2 separate regions of the Mus musculus genome follow, and region 1 is linked to region 2. Evidence: chromatin loops called from intact Hi-C (ENCODE). Cell type or tissue: heart. All regions are shown on one strand. Each heading gives the region's core, and the rest is flanking DNA. Links, peaks and the distances in the headings are about the cores only. Region 1 holds the start of Zfp563 (zinc finger protein 563). Region 2 holds the start of Zfp871 (zinc finger protein 871).

Evidence for each region. Peaks named below come from ENCODE experiments on the same cell type or tissue, not always from the same donor. Only the 100,000 strongest peaks of a DNase experiment are listed, where the experiment ranks them.
Region 1: it touches region 2 in a loop (2.0-fold over the local background); 2 of 42 quality-filtered maps call a loop at or near these places.

Annotation. Positions count from the first base shown.
Region 1 is chr17:33,084,492-33,093,571 of GRCm38, reverse strand. Zfp563 (zinc finger protein 563) reads right to left here and starts at 4,205. Exons shown (of 4, transcript NM_001024950.2): 1 at 4,093-4,205. The coding sequence starts at 4,095. In heart, for the core only: a CTCF peak has its summit at 4,161 (motif pointing left); DNase peaks (open chromatin) are centred at 991 and 4,191; H3K4me3 peaks cover 2,141 bases; H3K27ac peaks cover 1,844 bases.
Region 2 is chr17:32,782,758-32,791,837 of GRCm38, reverse strand. Zfp871 (zinc finger protein 871) reads left to right here and starts at 3,551. Exons shown (of 4, transcript NM_172458.3): 1 at 3,551-3,700. The coding sequence starts at 3,698. It overlaps Gm17115 (predicted gene 17115), which reads right to left and starts at 3,444. Exons shown (of 2, transcript NR_168031.1): 1 at 2,765-3,444; 2 at 1,399-2,451. In heart, for the core only: no CTCF peak of the experiment used is centred there; a DNase peak (open chromatin) is centred at 3,517; H3K4me3 peaks cover 2,662 bases; H3K27ac peaks cover 1,708 bases.

The DNA of each region.
Region 1 (9,080 bases), core at 691-8,690, 300 kb before region 2:
TGAGGTCACCAGGTATGCATGCAGTGCACACACATGCGCACAGGGAAACTACCCATACATATAAAATAAAATTATAAAAAAGAAAAAAAAATCCAAATGCCCATTAAGTCCCAAAACTGTATGGCTGAATCGAACAGTGAAAAAATACTAAGCGAACTTCTGAATGGTCTGTTCTTCCTCCAATATGCTGCTCCTTTCACACCTGCCGTCTCTGACCCGCTCGCAGTAAAATCAGCACACAATCTTTCCGTTATAGTCACCCAAAGATCAGGATGCCTTCAGGCCAAAGTCCCCTCCCTTTTGTTTTCTTTCTCTACACTAGTTACTTGGGGTGGAATATATAAGTGTTAGGCCCTTTTCTGCCTAATTCCTGGACTGCATGAAGGCCTTAAGAGTTGGGGCTTATCGCTATTGCAATGCTTTTCGCATTCAAGTCTTCCTCCAATTAGTATGCAATCTTAAAATCATCATGAATGAATGACCTGTCAAAGGACAGTAACAAAGACGTCAGAGCGAAGCACACTTGTCCTCCTCACACAGCTCAGTTACATATGGATTCTTTCTAATGAGTTGGGCAGTGTGAGGAGGCGCCTGGATACATTAAGATTTCTTTTCCACTCTATACATCACTAGACTGCAGCCGTAAGCTGCAGACGAGCCTCCTCAATAATTTGAAAGGTTCCCAGGAAAACAACTGCCGCAGAAAGCAGAGACGCAAACCTAACCCCACAGCAGCTCCAGTCCACAGTCCTACATTAAAGGCGAAAGCCCCACAGGATCACCACAACGTGAGGGGACCTGGCATAGCGAGGGCGGAGCTGCCGACAGGAAACCGGGTGAAAGAGCGATGGAGTCCCACAGCCCAGGGAGCAGAAGGATTCTCTCAAGCCCCACCAGCACCCGGGGGAGGGGGCGGTGTCAGCCTCAGATGTTGACTTACGGGAGGTCCGCCCACTTCACACACCCGACTCAAGCTCACCATGTCTGTGTCCGGAGCCTCCTGCAGCCTCACCCCCGCTCCTGAGGTCGAAGGTCTTCTGGCCACGGTGCCTGAGCCCCCAAGACTTTCTCAGCTGACAGGATCGCTGCACTAGTATGGCGCGCCAGTAAGAAAGATGGCGGGCAAAGAACTTCCGCCCCGCCCATCCATGTTCCTGAACTGATAGTTCCCACATCTTATACCTGCTTCCAAGGCTTCTAGCTAGCCTGGGGCCTGTTTCTTCTTGACCACAAGAACTAAATGGCTGGACTCTATTGCTGAAAACAACACACCCTTTGATTGCAGGAAACAGAAAAATCAAGCCAGAACCTTGCAGCAGAGATGAAAGTGTCCTAGCCAGCTGTGAACCCTGTAATCCGCAATATCAATCAGCCGGTTGGTATAAAAGTGGCATGGAAGTTATGGTGGTGACGAACAATTATCTGATTGTATTTGAGGCCCTCCCTCCAGAAGGGAACTCCAAAGCCCTTGGGTGGAAAGGTCATAGGCCCTAACCTATCGTTGTTTTGCTCTATGGACCCGATGTCAAGCTGTCTTATAAATATTAATGTTTATACTGATAGATTAGTGCTGCTGTCAAGAAGATTAGTGCTGGCCAAAGAGGTTTCTCTGTGCAGTGGGTGATGTTTAATACAGAAATTCATAAACAGTCCAAGTCCTGAATATAAGTAACTCTTGAATACTTGCCCCTGTCACCCAATCCAAGGCATGGAGAACATCATAAAAGAAGAAAAGAGAAAATACAAACATTGGAGGATGGGAAGCAATGTTGTGAGTGCTGTGTTCTGGACATGATACAGCTGTTGAGCTTGTGAACTCCAAGCAGCTATAGTTGCCTGCACAATGGGGCCTCCCCAACATCCCGTTGTCAGGCCCCACTGTTCCTGAGGAACTATTTAGAGGTCAATGGCTTGCTGGAGAAGAGTCAGTGTTTTCAGAAGTGTAGCCACTGATAAACTGGCCATGCTTCAGTAAATAACTCTCAGCCACGTTCACTAAGGTAACCATGATTAGCATCCTAAGGTCACAAATGAACAAAGCAGTGACGGCAGGAGGGGAGCTGAGGTGAGAGCAGGTTCTGCAGAAGGGGGTGGGGTAACCAAGTACAACAGCAGGTGGGAAAGATCAAAATACATGTCCACAAGTGTGTATAAAAAGGAAGAAAAGAAGCGCAGAACTCATCAGTATCTGAAGGAGGTATGTTTCAAGACCTGTAGTGGAAGACTAAAATAGTGGCAAGTAGTTAGCCTAACCACTATGGTTTTCCCTATACAGACATGTGAGAAATGTTAATTTGCTAACTAGACACAAGAAGGTATTTACAACAACATATAATGGTGAACTCGAACTATAATCGCAATATATAATGAGTCAGTTTCTGTCTCAATGCCATGGTGCACCACACTCACCTTTCTTCGTGGGCTGATGTGAAGTCACATAGCTGCTATATGATGAGATTATATGAGGTGAATGATGCACTAGCAGAGCTGCATATGTCATGATGTTACTCAGATCTACCCACAATTTAAAGTTACAAATATTTACGTCTAGAAGACTTCATTTAATGTTTTCAAACACCTGTTAAACTGAAACTCCAGAATCTATACCGAAAGTAAGTAGTTTGACCAGAAGATACTAGCCATGCTCAAAGCTCACAAAACTTGGGTAGAGTTGTCTAAAACCCTCTGGGAGATGAAGCAAATACTTTAGTTGTCATGTATTGAGCAACTGTCCTTGTGACTGCCACAGAGCTATCCTGTATGCAGGTGACTCTTTATCTGTGAGGTCTTAAGGGTAACCCTTCTTCCATGGACTTTACTGTTAAAGACTGCAGCAGCCTCACTCCCTCAATTTCCCTGGGCTTTTTCTGCTTTGTGGGGTCTGTGATACCTCTGCTCCTACCATACAATTTTGCCTTGGCTTTAGGAGTGCTGGAGAGATTTCTTGGAATATACAGGGGGGAAAAATCTACTCTTCTTTCTATTCTGTGGACCTGGAGTATTAGAACCGTATACTGAGATTTCTTTCTGTCGTCTCATCAGTAGGCAGAAGGGAAACACTGACTCATTTAAGCACAACAGGGTGAAAAGAGATTTACTGTGGCCTTAGTCAGCCTCAAGGTTATTTAGTACCCTGATCTGCCTCCCCTACATTAAATTCTTCTGTATCAAGGGCACGGCATGTTGATGTATTCCTATAACCTTATCACTTAGGAGGCTGAGGAAGGACTGTTACTTTGTGTCCAGCCTGGGCTACATAATGAGATTTTTTGTCTTAAAATAAAACAAACAAAAATATATCACCATAAACAACATGAACAAAATAACCCATGCTTTTGCAAATACAGGAAGGAAAGCTTTGAAGCTCTGCAAACTGCCTTTCAGGTCATTTTCCCACATCTTTCGTGGATATCACCAGGCTTCCTTCTAGCCCATTCTACAGGTAAGGTGGCTTAGTCATCACTTGCTATTCTCCTCAAAGCATACTTTATTATATTTTAGAATGGTTGGGCAGAGTTCTTTTCTGCAGCGATAGACGATAGACTGTAACCTGGACTTGTGAAGTAAATAAACCATATTTTCAAGTTACTTTTTTTTTTTCCTCTTTGAGACAGGGTCTATGTCCTAACTGGCCTTCAATTCGTCATCATGTCGTATGGGCTGGTGTAGTGGTCATGTGTTAACATGCCCATCTACCTGTACTTTACAGGAGGCGTCTCGCTGAGGAGACAGAAGTACAGGATTCTGCAAGAGATGGGGCTGCCCGCCGGGGTCCTGCCACCTAGAGTGCAGAGAAACCCTGAGTCCCGCAGCACCCAAAGCAATGTAGGACTGAGGATGTAGGACTGAGGCATCTACCCGGGGAACACCCGGCGCCCCTTACATTGCCCCGACGTTCGCCTCGTCTGCTCCCGGGCCCTCTTGTAGTTTCAAGAAGGCTCCAGAGGTCAGCTGTCCCGGAGCCAAAGAGGCTTAACCGTACCCGCTGCCCTCTCAGCTGACCAGACCGTGCCAGGAAGAAAGATGGCGGGTGAGGCATATCCGCTTTCTGCCGGCGTTCCTGATTGGACAGCTGGCCGTAAGGACACTTACCATAGCTGAGCCCAAGGCTTGCTGGGGCCTTAGGAATGATCCTGGTGTTGGCAGCCACACAACACGGACCCTGAACGGATACCTGTGACTCCCTCAGCTGGCAGAACTCTATCACCACAATAGTCTGGCAAGTAAGAGAAGGCCGGTGAGGAACGTCCGCTTCACCAATCGGCGCTTCTGATTGGATAGCTCGTGCTGTGCTCCGTGGTACTAATTGGATAAGCGATCAGACACCCCCCCCCCAACCCCCCCACCCCCCCCCCCCCCACACACACACACATTAGAGCTTGGTGGTAAACTCTTAATTTAATAAGTGGGGCACACATGCCATATTGCAGCCAAAGCTCTCATGGCCCGGGCAGAAATCCACTCTTTTTTCTTTTTTTTTTTCTTTTTTTTTTTTGTTTTTTGTTTTGTTTTGTTTTTCGAGACAGGGTTTCTCTGTATAGCCCTGGCTGTCCTGGAACTCACTTTGTAGACCAGACTGGCCTCGAACTCAGAAATCTGCCTGCCTCTGTCTACCAAGTGCTAGGATTAAAGGTGTGCACCACCACGCCCCGCATCCGCTCATCTTGATAACTGCATTTAAAAAGAATTTAGACTTGGTTTTTCCAAAGAAGAGCTTTCCCACTTCCCCCTGGAAACTAAGTCTGGAGTCTGCTTATTTAAAGTCAGATTTAGTTAGTGTACCATGGACAGAACCTTAGAGAAAGGGTACCTAGGCCTGCCACAGAGATAAAGGGATACCCAGCCAGGGCAGGTCCACTGGTCTAATGTCACCCATGAGAAACTTGAGATGATGTAGTCTGCATGATAGCAAAAGCTTTCCCCTTCCTTTTCACTCAGTCCATACATTTTTCAGCCAAGAAAAGAGAAATATACCAAGAGAATATACCAAGAGAAAACAGTTATGAATATGAAAAGTGCGGTTACATAGTAGCAGTCATAAGGTTCTCTAGGGACACAGGAATCAGTTCGTTTGCTCTGCCAATTAAAGCATTTTTATTCAAATTTTAAAGAAAAAATCCCAGGGAAGCAAAGTTGTAAGTCACTGCATCTGCTGGGATAGGGACCATTGCCTGGGAACAGGCACTGCAAGTTCAGCAACATGGAATAGATATATTTACCCCAAAAGATGGGCCTATCAGTTTTCCTGTCTTTGTTCAAACTGAACATCCCTAAGTTAGAAAGACTCTTCAAAGTTTCCGGATCTCTGCCTTTCTGTGTCCCCACCCCCCACCCCACCCCCACCTTCTTGTACATTTGTTTCTTTACTACTAGGAAGAGCTGTTCTTTAGTTGATTCTGCCTGCAGGGTCTGAGATTTCCCCTGTTGCTACCTGTTGCGCTGAGATTTTTTTTTTTTTTTTTTTTTACTCTTAATTCTTTAAGTGGCAGAGAAAACAAACCCTATCAAGATGGTAACAAACACGTATTTAGTAGGTTATGACCACTATCTGAAATTTTTTTAAAAAAAGTTATATCTGTCTCAGTTCATGGGTCAGAAAGGTGAGCTGACCCATCTGAACCTCAGAGAGGCTGATATGGTCTACACTAGGGAGTAGGAATTCGGTTAGGAAAAACAGCATCTTGTTAAAGGGATAATTTTCTGCATACGTCTTTAGCACAACTTAAGGTGAGCCCACCTTCCTAGGAATGTTCCTAACTTTCAGAGGTATGGTCCCCTGGTCAGGTTATTGACAGGCCCAAGTGAATTAACTTTTATATTTTAGATAGCTTGGAATGTTAGGCCAGAGATTTTATTTCATTGACCAGAGGAACTAGGTTTTTTTTTTTTTTTCCTAGTAGTCCTTTATTGCTGCTGTCCAGTTCTAAACAGTAGCCCTAATATTATTTAGGAAATGGGCTGAAATTGGATGTGTTGAGCATTTAGATCTGTAAAGTCCAAAGCTGTTCACCACAAGAGGTTAATGACATCCGGGTGGGAGTTTTCATTTTCACCCTTACATATACTCTTCAAAGTAGGGGGCTCACTTAGGGGAAGGTAAGAAACCAGATTCCCTTCCAGCATTCCTGACTCAAGACCTAAGGACATCACTGATGCTTTGGAACTAGGAGTTGGATAGCTCCTTGGCTGGCAGACAGACAAGGGAACGAGGCTTTAGATAAATTAATAGATTTTTCACTTAAACATTTAAGGTGAATAAATTCCTGACTGGTCTCCCTCTCCAAGACAAAGACTTTAGTGGACTTTTCTCCACCATCTGTGACCAGAACCTCTCCAGCATCCGGAACCTGAGAGGGTGAGGAGAGTTGAATGCCAAGATTAGCATCTTTGTTTCCTTTCCTCTCTTATTATGTATCCTTGGCTGTCCTGGGAGTTCCTTTGTGGAACAGCTTGCCTCAAACTCAGAGAACCACCTGCCTCTGCTTCCTAAATCCTGGGAATAGATATGCACCACCTTGCCCACCTGTTTGTTTTATCCACTGTGACAATGGTCCAGGATTTGTCTGTTTGATACTACCATTAAAAGTACAACTGGGTAGGTAGTGGTATTCTTTGGGCCTCATGCTCAAGGGAATGTCTTGTCTACATCAAATAGACAGAAGAATTTGATAGCAGTAAGGGCATAGAAGAAGTAAAGAACAGCAGAAAAGTAGAGAGCCAGGTTCACTAGTGGCTCTGAGGGAACCACAGTGGGAAAGAACCTATTATCCCACCCAGACTCACATCATTACCCAGAGATGGGTTCAGGTATTTAGCTTTCAGAGAACATTTGGTTTATCTTCCCTTTCCATATTGCTGTGTTGCTGCTTGCATCTCACAGAGATGGGTTCTAAACTTCAAAACCCTTTCCACGCTGGGGTTTTGTCCTGATGATCAAATTGTAAAACTGGACACAAGCAGTGTTTGAAAATGGCAGGAAAGTGCAATGACATCAAGCCTCCTTTATTCCTGGAACTGGAGTGGGTTCCTGAGGGTGTTCCAGGCAGGTCACAGAGGAGAACTTAGGGAAAAGCTGCCACAGTGCCGGCTGGTATCAGAGCCCTGTCTAAATCGACCATTCTCTCCCTGTAGTCCCAGCAGAGCTAGTAGGTGAAAAAGAGAGGGGGGGGTGTGGAGGTTGGTAAAAAAAATTAGAGCAGAGTGCAAAAGGTGGGATACAGCATTGGGTCCCCTGAGTAACCATGTAAGCATTTTTTTTTTTTTTTGGTTTATCGAGTCAGGGTTTCTCTGTATAGCCCTGGCTGTCCTGGAACTCACTTTGTAGACCAGCCTGGCCTCGAACTCAGAAATCTGCCTGCCTCTGCCTCCCGAGTGCTGGGACTAAAGGCGTGTGCCACCACGCCCGCCGCATAGTTGTTTTTACTAGGACCATCACAGCCAGTCCTAATGGACACCATCGTCTCTGGCCATGTGGCATGTATAAGTCAATGTGTCCTTGAAGCATGAGTCTAAGAGGGGAGGAATCTTGGCCCTGCACATTTCCCAGGTTTGACTGGGATTGTCAATCTGTTCAGTCCTCCCAGTTTAAAGTTACAAACTCTCTAGGGCAGCTATGTCAATCTAAGGTGTGGTGGGCCTAACGGTTTGTGGCCAATTCACATGCTTGTTTGCCTTGACTAGATATCCTGTTGTACAGGAGAGAGTTTTCAGTCCTCTTCGCTGCCAAACACCATAAACCCCTGGACACAAGAGGATGACTTAAAGGCTCTTGTGGAAACTTGATAACTATTTTCAAGTGTTCAAGAAAGGAAGGAATACATGCTATAATGGATGCTGTTACTAAGGAAGAAATCTGAAGGCATTCTTATTTGACCTAGCTGGTTGTTATGTTTGCAATTCTGATTTTATAGAGTGTACTCACAGTAATTTCTAGGTTCTTGTCTCCAAGCAATGATTTGGACTGAGACCCCTGGATAATACAGAAGACAGTTTATTCAAGTAGAAATGCAAATGAAGTTGGAAATGTGCCAGTGAGACCTAGGTCCAAGTTCCAAGAGATTGAGTTGGAGACAATCCTTTTATGAATCTCCTACATATGCATTTGGTACACAGGCAGTTTTATTGCATATAGCTAGCAGCCAGAAAGATTACCAGATTCTTGTCTTAATCTTAAAAACTAGATTTGTGTGTTTTTGCCTGCATGTATGCAAATATACCACATATGTGCCTAGCGCTCAAGTGGGTGCTGGACCTGAACTTCAATCCTCTGCAAGAACAGTGCTCTTAGCCACTGAATCTTCTCTCCAGCTCTCTCATGATAATCTTGATGCTTCTGAAATCTCTCCCTACACCCTATCCTTTTACTTCAAATAAGTCACTATAACTGATGCTGTCTCTTCCTAGACTCCTATTTTCCTGGTTAGACCTACAGAGGAAATTCAAAAAATAGTACAACCATACTGAGAAGTGTATTAATACTCTTAACTGGGACAAGGCTGATCATGGATTTCTAGCAATCTTTGTTGGGAGTTTTTCTTGTTAAAATGCTGTGGAACAAATACATTAGACAGGAAATATCTTCTATTTTCTTAATCTGGGGAAGTAATATGTAGTATACTGTGCTGTTGCTGGATGCTACTAGCTAACATCATGAGAAAGTATACTGAGATTCTACCTCACAGCAGTCAGAATGGCTAAGATCAAAAACCCAGGTGACAGAAGATGCTGGCGAGGATGTGGAGAAAGAGGAACACTCCTCCATTATTGGTGGGATTGCAAGCTGGTACAACCACTCTGGAAATCAGTCTGGTGGTTCCTCAGAAAATTGGACATAGTATTACCTGAGGACCCAGCTATACCACTCATGAGCATATACCCAGATGATGTTCCAACGTTGTAATAAGGATACATGCTCCACTATGTTCATAGCAACCTTATTTAGAATATCCAGAAGCTGGAAAGAACCCAAATGTTCTTCAACAGAGGAATGGATTCGAAAAAATGTGGCAAATTTACATGATGGAGCTATTAAAAATGGTGAATTCATGAAAATTTTAGGTAAATGGACGGAACTAGAAAAT
Region 2 (9,080 bases), core at 250-8,249:
CACCTTACGAGCACATCCATTCCTTCACTGGCATTGCTTAGAGCTTACTTCTTCAGGATTCCATTGTACACCGAAGACCAGCTGAGTCATTTAGCCTTGTGGACCGAGCAACTACTAGATCCTTGGAGTTTCTTTTCACAGCCAGCCATGGTTGGATTAGCTCGACTTAGCCTTTAAGTCATTCTAATACATCCCCTTTCTATAGATTTCTAGAGTCTAGACTAATACAGATTTTGGTACCAGAAGTGGTTCTAGAGCACTAGAACTGTAAGGGTGAATCTGTTAAGTATCTGAAAGGGGTTTTTCAATTTGCCAACACCCACAGTTACGGAAGCCTTCCAGTTAGTGAAGCCTTTGCTGGGAGCTCAGAGAGGACTAAAAGCTCATACAGTGAACTATTTTACAGACCCAAGGAGATAAACGCATTTGATTATCCCTATTCACCAGTTGTGGGTGGCAATGGGCTTGTTGATTCTGTTTATGAAACTTTTGACAGTTTTGGGAAAAAATAAGGAAAGTGATGATGCTGGTCGGTTGCTCTCAGCATCTCTGGATAAATTGACAAAGGATAGGGATGAGCTTAGTAATGCGCATAAACGCTCTAAGGTTTCCTAAGTGTCCCCTGTGTCCCCTGGAAGAGAGTCTTCTCTCCAGCAGACACAGAGCCCAAGTACACCTTTATAGTTTTACCCCAGGGATATATTAAATCTTCAGTCCTGGGCCAAAAGAGCAGGAGATAGCAACCATTTTGGACTTAGTGGTAACACATATGCACATCAGCGGATGGGAAATAAATCCAACCAGAGATCAAAGGCCTTCTACCTCCATGAAATTCTTAGGAGTCCAGTGGTGTAGGACATGCAGAAATATGCCCGCAGGCCAAAGGAGTTGTTGATGAAAATCATCAAGCCAGTGATGAGGGACCTCTTTATAAGTTGTCAGCCCCAAAGGCCACAGGGTTTACCCTTTCTCTGTTAGTGTCCTTAATTTGTGTTTATGTCCTGTCGGAATTTGTGAATAAGGCATTTGTGGCCTCTTTGTGTGTGCTCGAATGTGTGTGTGTGTGTGTGTGTACACTCTTGAGCATGTGTGCTTATTCTTTGGATTTCATTGTCTAAGATGTCATCTAATTCACTTGAATTGGAGGTCACTACTGTGGAATTAGTAATTTTTGGTAGAATTGTGTTTTCTTTTCTTTTCTTTCTTTCTTTCTTTCTTTCTTTTTTTTTTTTTGAGACAGGGTTTCTCTATATAACCCTGGCTGTCCCGGAACTCACTTTGTAGACCAGGCTGGCCTTGAACTCAGAAATCTGCCTGCCTCTGCCTCCCGAGTGCTGGGATTAAAGGCATGTGCCACCACGTCCGGCTGCGTTTTCTTGATTTGAATGTTTATTATAGTTTTCCAATAAAGCTTCTTTATTTGAGGTTAAATCACCGGTTATTGTTGTTGTTGTTTTTTAAATCATATTGCTCTTTGAAATGGAACTGATTGCAATTTTCAGGTTGTAGTAGGGATGAAGTTTTGGTTAATTCTGCTGCATAATGTTTGGCCCACCAGGTTAACAGGGAAATAGTGTCTGTAATAGTCACTATCCACAGCTAGGCTCATTGTAAAGTGCATTTAAACCCACAAAGTACCATGCCTCAAATACCAATCACTTTAGAAAATAGAGGAACAGTATGACTCTGTTTTGAACAAGTGTATCAACAACATTAGTTACGAGTAGAAAGGAAAAGAAACATAAAGGTGGTCCTGAAGTAGGAGGCATTGAGCTGAGGCGGGTGCAAAGAAGAATCTGAAAGGGGACCAATGATGATGTCCTAGCAGTGTAGACACAGAGATGTCAAGTATACGCGCACCGAACGTTGAAGTAAGTCAATTTGAAGTTGGCTGAATGTCCTGGGCAGGAGAAACCACACTGGAGATGGAGTCCAAGGACTGACTCAGTTCTTCCCGTGTTGATGACAAACAGTAGGCAAGGAAAAAGTAACTACAAGGGGACAGTAGTGACATGAGGGTGCAGAGGAGGGAAGCTTGTTTAAAAGTACAGAATTGCAAGCAGATAACCTAAAGCCGTCCCAGCCATTAGCAGCAGGCTGAGACCAGAGACCCTGAAAACCAGGCCAGCCTGTGTTCCTTGGGGAAATCTCTGAAAGGGAAAATAATACAGAAACGATAGGGAAAGGAACTAGAGAGAAAAGAGGTAAAAATGGAAAGCAGAGAAGGACACAGTCTGCTAATTTGTCAGTAAATATTAAATATTTTTTATAAATGTGAAGAAGAGAGAACTGGGTGGGAGTCTGAAGAGTTGGGGGCTGGAACGCTGGCTTCGTGGTTTAGAGTGCATATTGTTTTTGTAAAGTACCCAAATTCTGTACCAGGACCCACGTTCTGCAGTTTATAAGTCCATCTCCGCGGATTCAGTGCCCTCTTCTGGCCTCCATGGGCATCTGTTCTTGCGTGACATGCACACAGACACACAAACATATTTTTAAAAAAATAATAAATTCTTAAACAAAATCTGTAAATGCCATCTAGTCATCTTGCTGGCTGCGCCTCAAGTCTTTTTAGCTTTCCTATTTTCGCTCCTGTCTTCTAAAATATCACTTAAAATACCTGTCTGCAGGTTCCCTGACATTGTTCCAAGCTTGCACCTTCTTCACCTTCTTCACAGCAGGAATCTATTATCTGTCTACTGCTTCCCACCCCCACCCCCCCACCCCCGGCCTCTTATAACGCTTTCAGCACCCAGAGCAGGCTTACAATTCCAATCTTCTCTCTTCAAGGCTTCCTTTCTGATTTCTACCATTCCTCTGTGAACTTAGTTCTACCTCCGCAGTCAGGCTGGTTCTCCTGATTGCAGGAATGTCTGCCCTGGAAGTCATCTGTGGAGTATTCCAGGTTTATGTGTTCAGAGTCCTGGAGCTCCGCTGCGACCTGCGCAAACTTCCACTTACTGAAGAATCTTTGGAATGCTTCGAATCTTAAGAATGGTTCTGTGTCCTTCCATTCCCAAAATGTTTTGCTCTAGAAGTGACTTTGTGAGGGCAATAGTGGCGAGGTGGGTTCAAGAGAGAATTTGAAAAGAGTAAGCAGAATGGGTAAATCCCCAGCCACAGAGACCTTGGTGACAACCATCGATCACAAAATGAGAGAGAATATTAGAAGCGCAGCCAAATAGGCATAATTCACATCATTCTTTTCAATGCCATTTCTCACTCACGCAAATAGAATTTAGCCGACATCTTTGCTTTGTTAAAGAATAGACTTCTACGTATGTTTAAATCCATGTAAAATATAAAGTATTCATCCCCTTCACACGTAACGCCAGAAGTAGAGTTTGGGAATCCCACCTCCAGTTTAGACCCCAAGTATCAAGCCTTACGTTCGGATTAGAGGTTTGGCGCCACAGTACACTCGAGAGGATGCTTTTTCTGTCATTTAAGCATTGGGAGGCGTGCACGTGACTCACTGGCCAGTAAGAAAAGTTGCTTGGCTGCATAAACTGTCCAATGAGATTTTCAGATGTTGAGAGAGGGCGGGCACAGAAGCGGAGGATGCCACTTCCCGTCCAGCCATTTTAGGCGTTTGTGTCTTCTGTGGAGAGAGACCCGCAGGTTGTTTTCCCCAGTGTCTGTGTTCCATCCACTTACTGCAAGAGCTGCCGGAGAACAGCAGGACACCCGGTGATTGGAAATGGTACGTGCGGCCAGGCGTCCCGGCTGCGGGGAGGGCGCCGCTAGAAGCGGAGGCGGCAGTGGGGACGCGGCCTTCCAGGGCAGCTGAGTCTGCATCTCATCTGCTCTGCTGGGCCGCGCTGCCCGGGTCCCTCTGGGTGGAGCTGGGCCATCAGGCAGAGCTGCGGTCCTGTCCTTTGCTAAGAGCTCAGTGCTGCGGCCATGGCCTCCCTAGGCATCCGGGCACCCGCAGCGACGCGGCTCCGCAGCCTGGGCGGTGGCGGCAGCGTCGCGGTGAGACACGGGACCCTGGAATTCGTGTGTGTGTGTGTGTGTGTGTGTGTGTGTTGGGGGGCAGGGAAGCCGCAGGGTGTGGTGACCTTGTGTCCTGGGCGTGTTGTCATAAACAGGGGGGACAAGTTTGTGTGTTTCCAATGCCAGAATTTATCGAATAATTAATAATTCACAAGTCATGTGTATTTCGTTAATAATTAATCCAGTAGTCCCGATTTTGCTAACCAGCCATTGGCAATCAACGCGTTTTTATATAACAATCTAATTGCTAACGTTAACTGGAAGATCACACATGAACATTTCACACAAAAACATACAAAATGTGCAGATCACAGAATGACTAAGAGCCAAAGTGGTTGAGTTTAGAGTCTGTCCTGAAGTAGGAGGCATTGAGCTGAGGCGGGTGCAAAGAAGAATCTGAAAGGGGACCAATGATGATGTCCTAGCAGTGTAGACACAGAGATGTCAAGTATACGCGCACCGAACGTTGAAGTAAGTCAATTTGAAGTTGGCTGAATGTCCTGGGCAGGAGAAACCGCACTGGAGATGGAGTCCAAAGGACTGACTCAGTTCTTCCCTGTGGGTAAGTGTGACAGTTGCCTGCCATCCTTTGGGCTTGGGGATGCTCCTTCGTAGTGCCAGGTGAGGGGATTATATGTTGTATACTTTGTGTGGTGTTTCTAATACAATTTGGTATATTTTTAGTTGTTGATATTGTCAGTTTGTCCCTCCTAGTTTTCTAGGAGATAGTGGGCCTTTTTTTTTTTTTTTTTTTTTTGCTTGCGTAAACAAGTTGTACTGCCCTTCCTTTTTCGGGGGAGGGGCTTTGAGTAACTAGTCCAGGTTGTTATTTAATAAAATGGAGTCATTCTAGGCTTGACGTTGTTGGAAAGCAGATATTCCCTACGGTATCACTGAGTGGTCTGCCCTGGCTTCCTCACTCTTGTCACTCACAGATTCAAGGGGAAGCTGTCTTTAAATTCCATGACCTGTGCCTGTAAGTCAGTGAATCTTAGCATTTCTACCTTCTTCTGCTCTTCCTAAACTCACTGGATAGGCGTAGCCATACACATGCGTGCGGCTGGAGTCTGGCTCTGTCATAACGGCTGCTGCCTTCAGATCTTTCTACACATTGACTTTTGTTTTTATATTTTATTTTTTAGTTGTTGTGTATATGTGTGGTGTGTGTGTGTGTGTGTGTGTGTGTGTGTGTTTCCTGCATGCTCCAGCTTGCATGTTTAGAGGTCAGAGAAAGAAGAATGCAGTGACTAATCTCTCCTTTACATGGGTTCCCAGGATTGAACTCAGGACATTATACTTCTGCAGCCAAATGTCTTCACCTGCTGAGTCATTTTTCCGTTCCCTACACATTATTTTAAAAGGCAGAGCCCTGATAGAGGTAGGCCTTACTGGATGTGAGCGCAATCTTGGGTTAGAAAACCCTAAATGTTAGGTTATAAAGTGCCCAATGGTTACCCTGAACAGGGCCTTCCTAACTCTTAGGGAAGACAGGAGTACGCAAGTATACACAGTAGTTACCAGAAGGCCCTAGAGCCTGGAGTGGTTTATTAAGGTGGCATACACTCTCAGTTTTTTCCTTATATAAGCTGGCTGCTTTGTCTAGGCCATCACCAGCTCCTGGCATCCACCTGGAATATACATTATATATATACATTACACACATACACACATATATACATTATATATATATATATATATATATATACACACACATTTTATTTTATATGGACTCAGTGGGGTGGTACCCCACTCATCTTGTTACTGTGAGTGGCTGCAGAGAGAATAGAATGTTAGAATCCAGCAAACGCTTAGGAAGTAACATGTCTAGCGCCTTCCCCCTCACAGATACTGACAACCACCTTACTAAGAGATTGTCAGAATTGCTAGCTAATAGACTTCCAGGTGCCAGGATTTTCCACCCAGAGAAGTCAGTTTACATTAGTGGGTACTAGTGGCCACACCCCCTTCTCCCCACCCTCTTCACTCCCCTGCCTCCTGCCAGGTAACCTGAGAGCCTGCTCCTAGTCTGGCTCCTGCTCTGAAACTAATTCCATCCCCAGGAAGCTGTAAGAGCACCTCTTCCAGGCAGATCCACATTCATTCCGTTCTTTAGAACTAAGGCCACTGCTGCCTGCCTGCCTGCTTCACAGAATCTCAGTCTCAGAACATTTCAGACATCTTACAGAATAAGGGCCGAGATAATGATCACCTGGGAAACAGACCAAGACTCTTTCTGTGTGCATCTTGTGTTTTGTCTTAATCCTTTCTCGTTTCTATTATTACTGGGGTGTTTTGTTTTGTTGTTTTTTAAAATTGAAGTATGTGCCAGATCCCCAAAGTCAGATCTGGTATGATCAGACCCTTCCATTTGTTCTCTGAAAAAGCTAGGTTGATTTATAGAACTGCTGTTCCTTTGCTCTCATTACCGTGTCTCTAATCGGCAGTTTGTGATTGCTGGTCAATCTGTCACGATTGCCAGAATCAGGATATTGGGTTTTACATTTTTGAGTTACTTATGAACTAGGAAATATTTGGACTAATTCAACTGGCTTAATTTATGTGAGCACTTATTCATCTCCTCAGCCAATTTGTTGTCATACAACAATATGAAAATGCAAGCATGTGTAGACACTATCCTCATCTAGCCATATACAGCTTTAAATAGAAAATGTTATAGCACTTATTTCTAGTTATCATTTGTCAGTCATAAGCTAAACTGTTAATTACTGTTTTATTTGTATTTGTGTGTGTGTGTCTGTCTGTCTACTAAACATGTCTGAATGCCCAAGAAGGCCAGAAGGGGTGTCAGATTTTTCTGGAGCTGAAGTAACAGGTGGTTGTGAGCTGCCTGACTCGGGTCTTTGGGAAGAGCGTGAAGAACTCTTGACAACTCTTAAGCTCCTGTGTATCTTTTCTTTTTTCTTTTTGTATCTTTTCTATCATTAAATAATTTCCCCCACATCTGTACTTTTATAAATATGACTTTAAACATAAACAACACACAAACTTTAAGACCTTTTTTTTAAAAAGATTTATTGATTATTATATGTAAGTACACTGTAGCTGTCTTCAGACACTCCAGAAGAGGGCGTCAGATCTCATTGAGGATGGTTGTGAGCCACCATGTGTTTGCTGGGATTTGAACTCACGACCTTCGGAAGAACAGTCAGTGCTCTTAACCACTGAGCCATCTCTCCAGCCCTTTAAGGCCTTTTAAAATTGTATATTTGTTTTTTCTTTGAAAATGTCTCACCATACATTCAGTGTATTTGGATTAAATTGATCCTGTAATCCCACCCTCCCAGTCTCCTCCCAGCCCTACTGCACTATATCTGCCTCCCAACTTCATGTACTCTTTCGTGAACCCACCAAGTCTAATTAGTGTTTCCAGTATGTTTGTGGGTGTTGGGTCATCCACTGAAGCATCAGCAACCTGGCAGGAGCAGCATTTCTAAAGAACACTGATTCTCCCTCCTCTGACGTCATCAGTTGCCAATAAGTCCTCTGTTGGGAGTTGTGCTTTGTTAGTGTTTCCCATTGATTCTGAAATTTTGACTGGTTTCATCTTGTGCTGTTTTTAAGCAAGCCACCACAGCTGCTCTGAGTTGGTGGATGCAGCAGCCCTGTTGTGTGTGCGCGGAAAACATGACTTCCTGTAGTCTCCCCTGACCTCTCACTCCTGCAGTGTTTTCTCTCCTTCTTTCGTAATGATTCTAGAGCCTTGTGGGGAACAGGATCTCATTTAGAGCTGAGCTCTCCACAGTCAGTATCTCTGCATTTTGATCAATTGTGGGTCTCTGTATTAACTTCACGAAGAGTCAGGCTTCTTTGATTAGGGTAGAAAGTTACACTAATCTATTTATTGGTGTTACTGTAAGTATTTAGAAGAAGTTTTAGCAGAATAATAGCATTAAATTCTCCCCTAAGGCCTATGACCTAGCCAGCTGTCGGCTTTTGGTCCAGTTAACAGTGCTAGCTATGGAATCCATCTTGTGGAGCAGGCTGTGAATTCAGTCAGAGAGTGGTTGGTTGTTACCATTACATTGGTGCCACACTTGGGCCAGCAGGTGTGTCTTGCCAGGCAAGTCATTATATTATAGGTTGGAGTGTTCAAAGCTATGTAAGACTATGCCCTAGCAACCTGCACAGCACCTTTGGTATTGTGAAAGCTAGCCGACAGGGATGAGGATTCCGTGTAAGTACCAATGTCTTGTCTTGTGACTCAAGTGTGAGGTGTGTTCAGCAATAGGGTCTTATCATCAAGTTCTGGTGGGTAGCCAAGAGCAGTGGTGGTACCCTGTGTTGTAAAACTAAAGTCTTGACAACACAGAGCCTCCCCTCATCTCTAAGCAGGCAACAACATATGGGTTTTAAAATAAATTTTCTGGTTTTATTCTCCTACACTGGCCGAGGCAAGAAACTTGGGGAAAACTGCTGGTTTTGTTTGTATCACAGAGGAGAGAAAACAAATATGCAAGTGATTGTGAGCTTAAGCAATTATATGTTAGAATTTATCTGAAAGAAAATGCAAGATATGCTATTTAATTCTTCACTAAGACATGGTCCATTCTGAGATTACATAGAGAGTACATTTAGCTATCTGCTGGAGGTTACGGGTTGTTGTGGCTGCATCTTCCGAAAAGGCAATTAAACTTGAACCTATTAGACACATTTTGGGTCAAACCAGTATAAAGGCAATATATCAAGCAATATAAAGGAAGTGCACCAAGAGACATTTTAAAACTTAGACATTAGCGCAAAGATTATTGGAAAAAGAGATATTTAGGGAATAAAGTATTAGGGTTTTTATTCTCTGCCATAAGTTTAATGTCATATGTATGGATGCTTTTTTGGCTTGTATGTGCATGTACCACATGTGTGTAGTATTCACAGAAAAGGACATTCAGTCCCCTTGACCTGGAGTTATGGAGTTGTCAGCCACTGTGGGGGTGCTGGGAATCAAACCAGGATCCTCTCAAAGAGCAGCCAGAGTTCTTAACTGCTGCGCACCCCCCTCCTAATTTTTTTAAAACATTACTCAAAGAATATTCTTTACAGGTTAAAAATACAAAGAACTTTCTTTTGTA